Linked DNA regions of Homo sapiens: region 2 is linked to region 1. Evidence: chromatin loops called from intact Hi-C (ENCODE). Cell type or tissue: heart right ventricle. All regions are shown on one strand. Each heading gives the region's core, and the rest is flanking DNA. Links, peaks and the distances in the headings are about the cores only. Region 1 overlaps CD44 (CD44 molecule (IN blood group)). Region 2 overlaps LOC105376627 (a long non-coding RNA gene).

What was found. Peaks named below come from ENCODE experiments on the same cell type or tissue, not always from the same donor. Only the 100,000 strongest peaks of a DNase experiment are listed, where the experiment ranks them.
Region 2: a loop joins it to region 1, with 2.1 times the contacts of the local background. A loop is called at or near these places in 21 of 110 quality-filtered maps.

The regions. Positions count from the first base shown.
Region 1 is chr11:35,157,188-35,160,102 of GRCh38, reverse strand. The region is part of intron 1 of CD44 (CD44 molecule (IN blood group)); the gene reads right to left. Among named protein-coding and RNA genes, the nearest start is that of SNORD164, 4.3 kb to the left of the region's middle. In heart right ventricle, for the core only: no CTCF peak of the experiment used is centred there; a DNase peak (open chromatin) is centred at 1,230; H3K27ac peaks cover 2,226 bases.
Region 2 is chr11:35,086,422-35,089,336 of GRCh38, reverse strand. LOC105376627 (a long non-coding RNA gene) reads right to left here. Exons shown (of 4, transcript XR_931194.2): 1 at 2,451-2,915; 2 at 762-899. Among named protein-coding and RNA genes, the nearest start is that of CD44-DT, 50 kb to the left of the region's middle. In heart right ventricle, for the core only: no CTCF peak of the experiment used is centred there; a DNase peak (open chromatin) is centred at 1,506; H3K27ac peaks cover 1,686 bases.

The DNA of each region.
Region 1 (2,915 bases), core at 260-2,759:
CTGGGAGGCATCCCCCACCTGGCACCTTGATCTTTGATGGCCTTGGAGGCCCCATTGCCCCTGGGGAGAGTGAGGAGAGGAAAGTTTCCACCACCTCCTTTCCTGAAGATGCCTCCCAAGAGTTCTCAATTGTTTTGAGCTCCTCAATTCTCAAGGAGCCAGAAAAATCCAGTTTCTTAGGAAAAGGAGACACCTTGAACTTTCAAGGCTCCATTCTAGGGACAGAAGAACAGGATTAATCCCATGAAGCTGAATGGGAACTTGCAGTGTAGTGTTAAAAGGGAGAAGGAGCTCTGAATTGAATTCCAGCCCCACCATATAAAAGCTGAGACATCTCAGGCAGGTTACGTCCGCTTTATGAGCCTCAGTTTCTCTGCCTGTAAACTGGCTCTGATGAAATTCAGCCATTCATTTATTCAGTTGTCATTTGCTGCCTCTCTCAAAGAGAAGTTGATGGGAGTTAGAGAATAAATATACAAAAAGCACCAGTAGAGAGTCTGGATCATAACAGATAGTTAATAAATGTCCGTTTTTTTTCCCTTCTCCTACAGGAAGATGAAACCTTGGATGACTGGCCCCAGTCTTCCCCGCTGCAAAGGGGTCTCATAGTTTCTAATTTATGATGTGTTTGCACCATGAAAAAATCATCTGCACTTTGATAATCTGCTCTTTCATCTCAAACAACAGTCCAAAATCACACTCTAATGAAATTAAAAGCAGATGAGAAACCGACACACATGTAAATACTCCTATTAAAAGGTGCAAAAGCCTTACTCACTTCTGAGGTGTGGCTGGGAGTGGCCAGATCTTGTTTTCTTTAGAGGACAGCAGAACTAAGCAGCTAAAGGCAATTAAAGGTATTTTTGGAGATGAGAGAATTGATTAAAAACGATGGACACACTTTATGCACTCAGAAGCTGGCACCTCATTGGCAACCAAGAAATTCCAAGCTTGCGCTTCTAGGGAGGAAGTGGACTCTGGGAAACTCCAAACTTCTCAGAATGAAAAGGAAGCTACTCTGTTAAACTGCCTCTGGAAAGAGCCCTTCTGTTCTCTGGCCTCAGAGAACAGCACTGTAAGGAAACAATTGCAATGGGAGAGGGAGGAAAACACCATTTCTTCCTCCAGCCCCACCACCCACTGCCAGGACAGAAGGCAGGAAGAGGCTGATCCTGCTGAGACAAGCAGCCTTGGGGATTGACTGTAATTGTGCAAGTAAAGACAGGACCTGGAGTGCGTTTCCCAGTTCACTTTCACCAGCTACAGCAATAATCCTGCTTCCCGGAACATTCCATGCTGCTTCATTTGCTCAGCAACAGTTGTTCCAGGAAGCCTGTATGCACATAGTGTCAGCTTGCTGGTGTGCCCGCCCTGCCAAATTCAATGAGAGTTTATTGGCTAATGTTTTTCCCAGAAATGGGATGAAAATCTTCCAGAGGCAGCTGGAATCATTTTCAAGTGCAGCAGGAACACAGTTGGGGCAAATGGTGAATGGAGAGGCCCCAAGTGTAATCATCACAATGACCTTAATTATGACTGTTGAATGCTTACTCCATGCCAGTCGTTCTATCAAGGGTTTCAAGTCTGTGATCGCGTCAGTCCTTACACAACTCTAAGCCATAGGTATATTACAACTCTATTTTAGAGAAGAGAAAATTGAGGCTCAGAAAAGTTAAGTAAACTGCTTAAGGCCACATAATTGGTGACTGGCAGAACTGGAACCCAACTCTATCTCTGCAATTCATACGGCTTTCTAAGCACCCAGCACACCAGAAGCAAACTCCCCAATGCGTCCTTGACAGCCCAGAGACTCAATTATGTGGGCTGGAGTAAACCTTCTCAATTCCGGCCTTTGGAAGAAGATAGGAAAGCTGGTTCTGAGAGACCCTGGTCCCTGCTGGCCTATTTGAAAAGGATCTTATTTCTGAGTGTCTCCCAGGGCTCTGGGAAGCTACTTTTGGAGAAGAAACCAGATGAGTTTTCCAGAGTTTTTAACAACGCAAACAATGCAGAATACAAAAGTGGCTGTTGACTTTAGCCTTCCAAACAATACAAAGAACAGGAAGCTCAAACAGATAATCGGGCTCCTTTCCTATATCATCAGAAACTATGCGGAAGGAAGCCTGGGGATGATCTGATGAGGCTTGTTTCAGAGGCGAGAGAGCTGCCCTAAACACGTCCCAGAGGGGAGCCACACCGAGCACTCCCCTCAGCCCCAGCAAGAAGTAGCCTGGAGTATCCATGTCTTGCTTCCCCAGCCCTTGCCCCAACAGTCCTGTCTCTAGAGGAAAAATGTTTCCTCCTTATCCCTCACACTTATCCTGAGTGGGCAGATGTTGCATGTGTTCAGCTTCCCTTGGGGTGATGCCCTTGCAGGAAACTGTGGAAGAGATGATTTCTTAGATGATGCCAGCCAAGGAAGCAGGTACAGGGACTGGGGTGGCTCACAGCTATGAGGAGGAAGGAGGGAGTGAGAGAAGATGTGGCCTGTGTATTGACTCTCCTCTGCTTTTCAAGCACTTGTCTCTTATTCCAATAGAAACAGATAGGTTAAAAGATGATAGATATAGATAGATGATAGATATAAATAGATAAAGATAGAGACAATTAAGAGATAGAGATAGATATATGGCAGATAGATGATAGATATAAATAGATAAAGATAGAGATAATTAATAGATAGAGATAGATATATGACAGATAGATGATAGATGGAACATAGAATACAGACAGATGATAGATAGATAGATAGATAGATAGATAGATAGATAGATAGATAGACAGACAGACAGATAGATGGATAGATGATAGACAAGGTTTTTTAAGAAGTTGAGTTTGGAACTCACAGGATGCATCCACCATGGTAAGTCACAATCCCATCAAAATCACCCCAATACTGAAGTGGATATGGGGAC
Region 2 (2,915 bases), core at 161-2,660, 71 kb after region 1:
GCTCCAGCAATTCTCCCACCTCAACCTCCCAAGTCACTGGGACTACAGCTGTGTGCCACCATGCCTGGCTATTACTTTTTTTTTTTTAATAGAGATAGGATCTCACTATGTTGCCCAGACTGGTCTCAAGCTCCTGGCCTCAAGCAATCCTCCCACCTCAGCCTTCCAAAGTGCTGGGACTATAGGTGTGAGCCACCACACCCAGCCTGCTGCAATTGTATTACTTTTTTTTTTTTTACACTAATCTTAATGCTGTGGAGCTTGTGTCTCGGCGTCCTATGGAGCTGTTACTGAAATAATCCTTTCTACCTACACCTTGCCTCTACCTTCAACTGTAAGAGTCAGACAATAATCTATTGAGCCTAAGCCAGAGGACCCATTAGAATGACAGACACCGGGGTGGATTTTCTCAGCCTCTCTATGACTAAGTCTTTGTTCCCTGGCCAGCCTTCTCTCCTTGACTTGTTCTTGCCTTAGGACGTTCTCTTCCTGGAGGCATCACATGCAAATAGCCTTCTAACAGACCTGCCCAGTCAGTTTCTCAGAGCTTCCTAGTCAGATTGAATGTCAACAGTGAACACAGTTTAAGCCCAATCTATGAACCCTCCCTCTTTACCCTTACATGAAGAAGACCATTTTTACTAGTTATTGCTAAGTAACAAACCACTGCAAAATTTAGTGACTTAAAACAACAACCATTCCTTATTTCTCATAATTCAACAGGTCAGCTGGGTGATTCTGCTGATCTTGGCTGTACTTACCTTGTGCTGTGGCCAATTAGTGAAGTGACAGGGAACAACTGGTCTAGAATGGCCTTGGCTGAATGTGGCTCTCTTCCGTGTGCCTCTGACTTCCTTCCAGCAGACTAGCCTGGGCATGGTCTCATGATGAGGGCAGAGCTTAAGGAGGGCAAGCAGAAATGAACAAGTGTTTTTCAAGCTTCTGTTGGAGGTTAAAGCAAGTTACATGACTAAACCAAGAATCAGTGTGGGAGGGTACTACCAAATGGGTGGCCTCAGGGGAGAATGAAAAACTGGGGCTGTTAATGCAATCAACTTACCTCACCATGAAAGGGAATGTTAACTTCATTAGTGCGAAACATTTGAAGTAGACCCAGTCCCTCTCTTATGATGAGGAAAGTTTGAAGCCAGTGACAATCATGCTTCAGATGAATGTCTCAAGATCAATAGCAATGTCACAAGACCTATCGCAAGCCCTCAGTTGAATCTCTCTGGTAGGGAGCCATCTTCGGCCTTGGTCAGTCTGACAGGTGTCCCTCTAGAGCCTCAGCAGAAAAAAACAAGAATGAAGAACTTTCCTGGATAGCCCAAGCTGCCCTTAAAGTCCTCAGTCACTTCCTGTCTGTGTCTCAAAAGTACTTCCTTTGTATCCACAGTGACACAGAAAGCTGACCTCCCATTGTTCCCAGACTCTTAGCTCTTGTACCAAACTTGGCCAGCTCAATCTGGATATCCCTCCACTTGCTTAGATTTCCACAGCAGCTGTCAGCATCTGGTGGTTTTGAAGCTGTGGGTATCGAGAGTGGGAGTGACAATTCATTTTAGTGCTTCCAGAAGCTTACTTCCTATCTGGTTCCAGCTGCAAGTCTTCAGCCAATGCAAGTTCTCAGCCTCAACCTCAGCAGGGAAAACATTCAGAAAACCCAGATGATTTTATCTTTCTGAATGCTTCATTCCCCTCACTCCCCCATGGAACAGCTGAGTCTTATTGGAGATTTGATCATTCTCATGGGATGGGCTTGATGGCCCTGCTAGTGTGATTGTCTGTAGCAAGATTGCAAATTGGCAATCACCTTTTGGGAACCATTTCAATTGGAGAGCTCCAAAAAAAGTAGTTCTTTGTAGGTTTCTCCCTTTTGGGTGGGGTCCTTGGTTCAAAGATAGACAGTAGGATTTTTTAAATCTCCTGTTTCTCAGGTGGGCTGAACCAATTCCGGTTGCCTTTCCCACTAAAGGGAAAAAGATGTCAACTCACATGTCTTCACACAACACTCCAGGTAATGACTTTAATTGATAAGATTTAGCAACTGAAATGAAAACTATTTACCATCTTGGGTCAGACTGGACCAAAGATTCTAAGGTAGAAATGAATAAACCTAGTTGTTATGGGTTGAATTGTGTCCCCCCAAAATTCATAAGTTGAAGTCCTACTGCCAATACACCAGAACATGGCCTTATTTGGAAATAGGGTCTTTGCAAGTGTGATTAGTTAAGACGAATTTATAATGATGTAGGGTGGGCCTGTAGTCTAATATGGTTGGTATCCCTATGAAAAGGGGAAATTTGGGCACAGATACACAGAGGAGAACATCATATGAACACGAAGACAGGGATCTATAAGCCAAGGAATGTAAAAAATCTCCAGCAAACCAGAAGCCAGGGAAGAGTCATGGAGCAGATTCTCCCTCACAGCCCTTAGAAGGAACCAACCTGCAGATACTTAGATGTCCAACTTGTAGACTCCAGAACCATGAGACAATAAATTTCTGTTGTTTACGTCACTCTGTTTGCTGTACTTTCTTTTTTTTTTTGAGACGGAGTCTTGCTCTGTCGCCCAGGCTGGAGTGCAGTGGCGCGATCTCGGCTCAGTGCAAGCTCCGCCTCCCGGGTTCACGCCATTCTCCTGCCTCAGCCTCGCTGGGACTACAGGTGCCCTGTTTGCCGTACTTTCTATGGCAGCCCTAGAAAACTAATAAACAGGTCAAAGGGAAGCTTGCCTATCGGGGGCTGATTATTTCTAGGAGGCTCAAAGAGTCAGGGAATTTTAACAGAAAAGTCAACTTGGAGACCAGATAGACAAGTTCTTTCTCCTCAGCCACACATCCATTTTACAAATAAAGAAACCAGAGCCCAGAGAATTTGCAGGCATTGATCAAAGTCACTATGCCAGCTGAA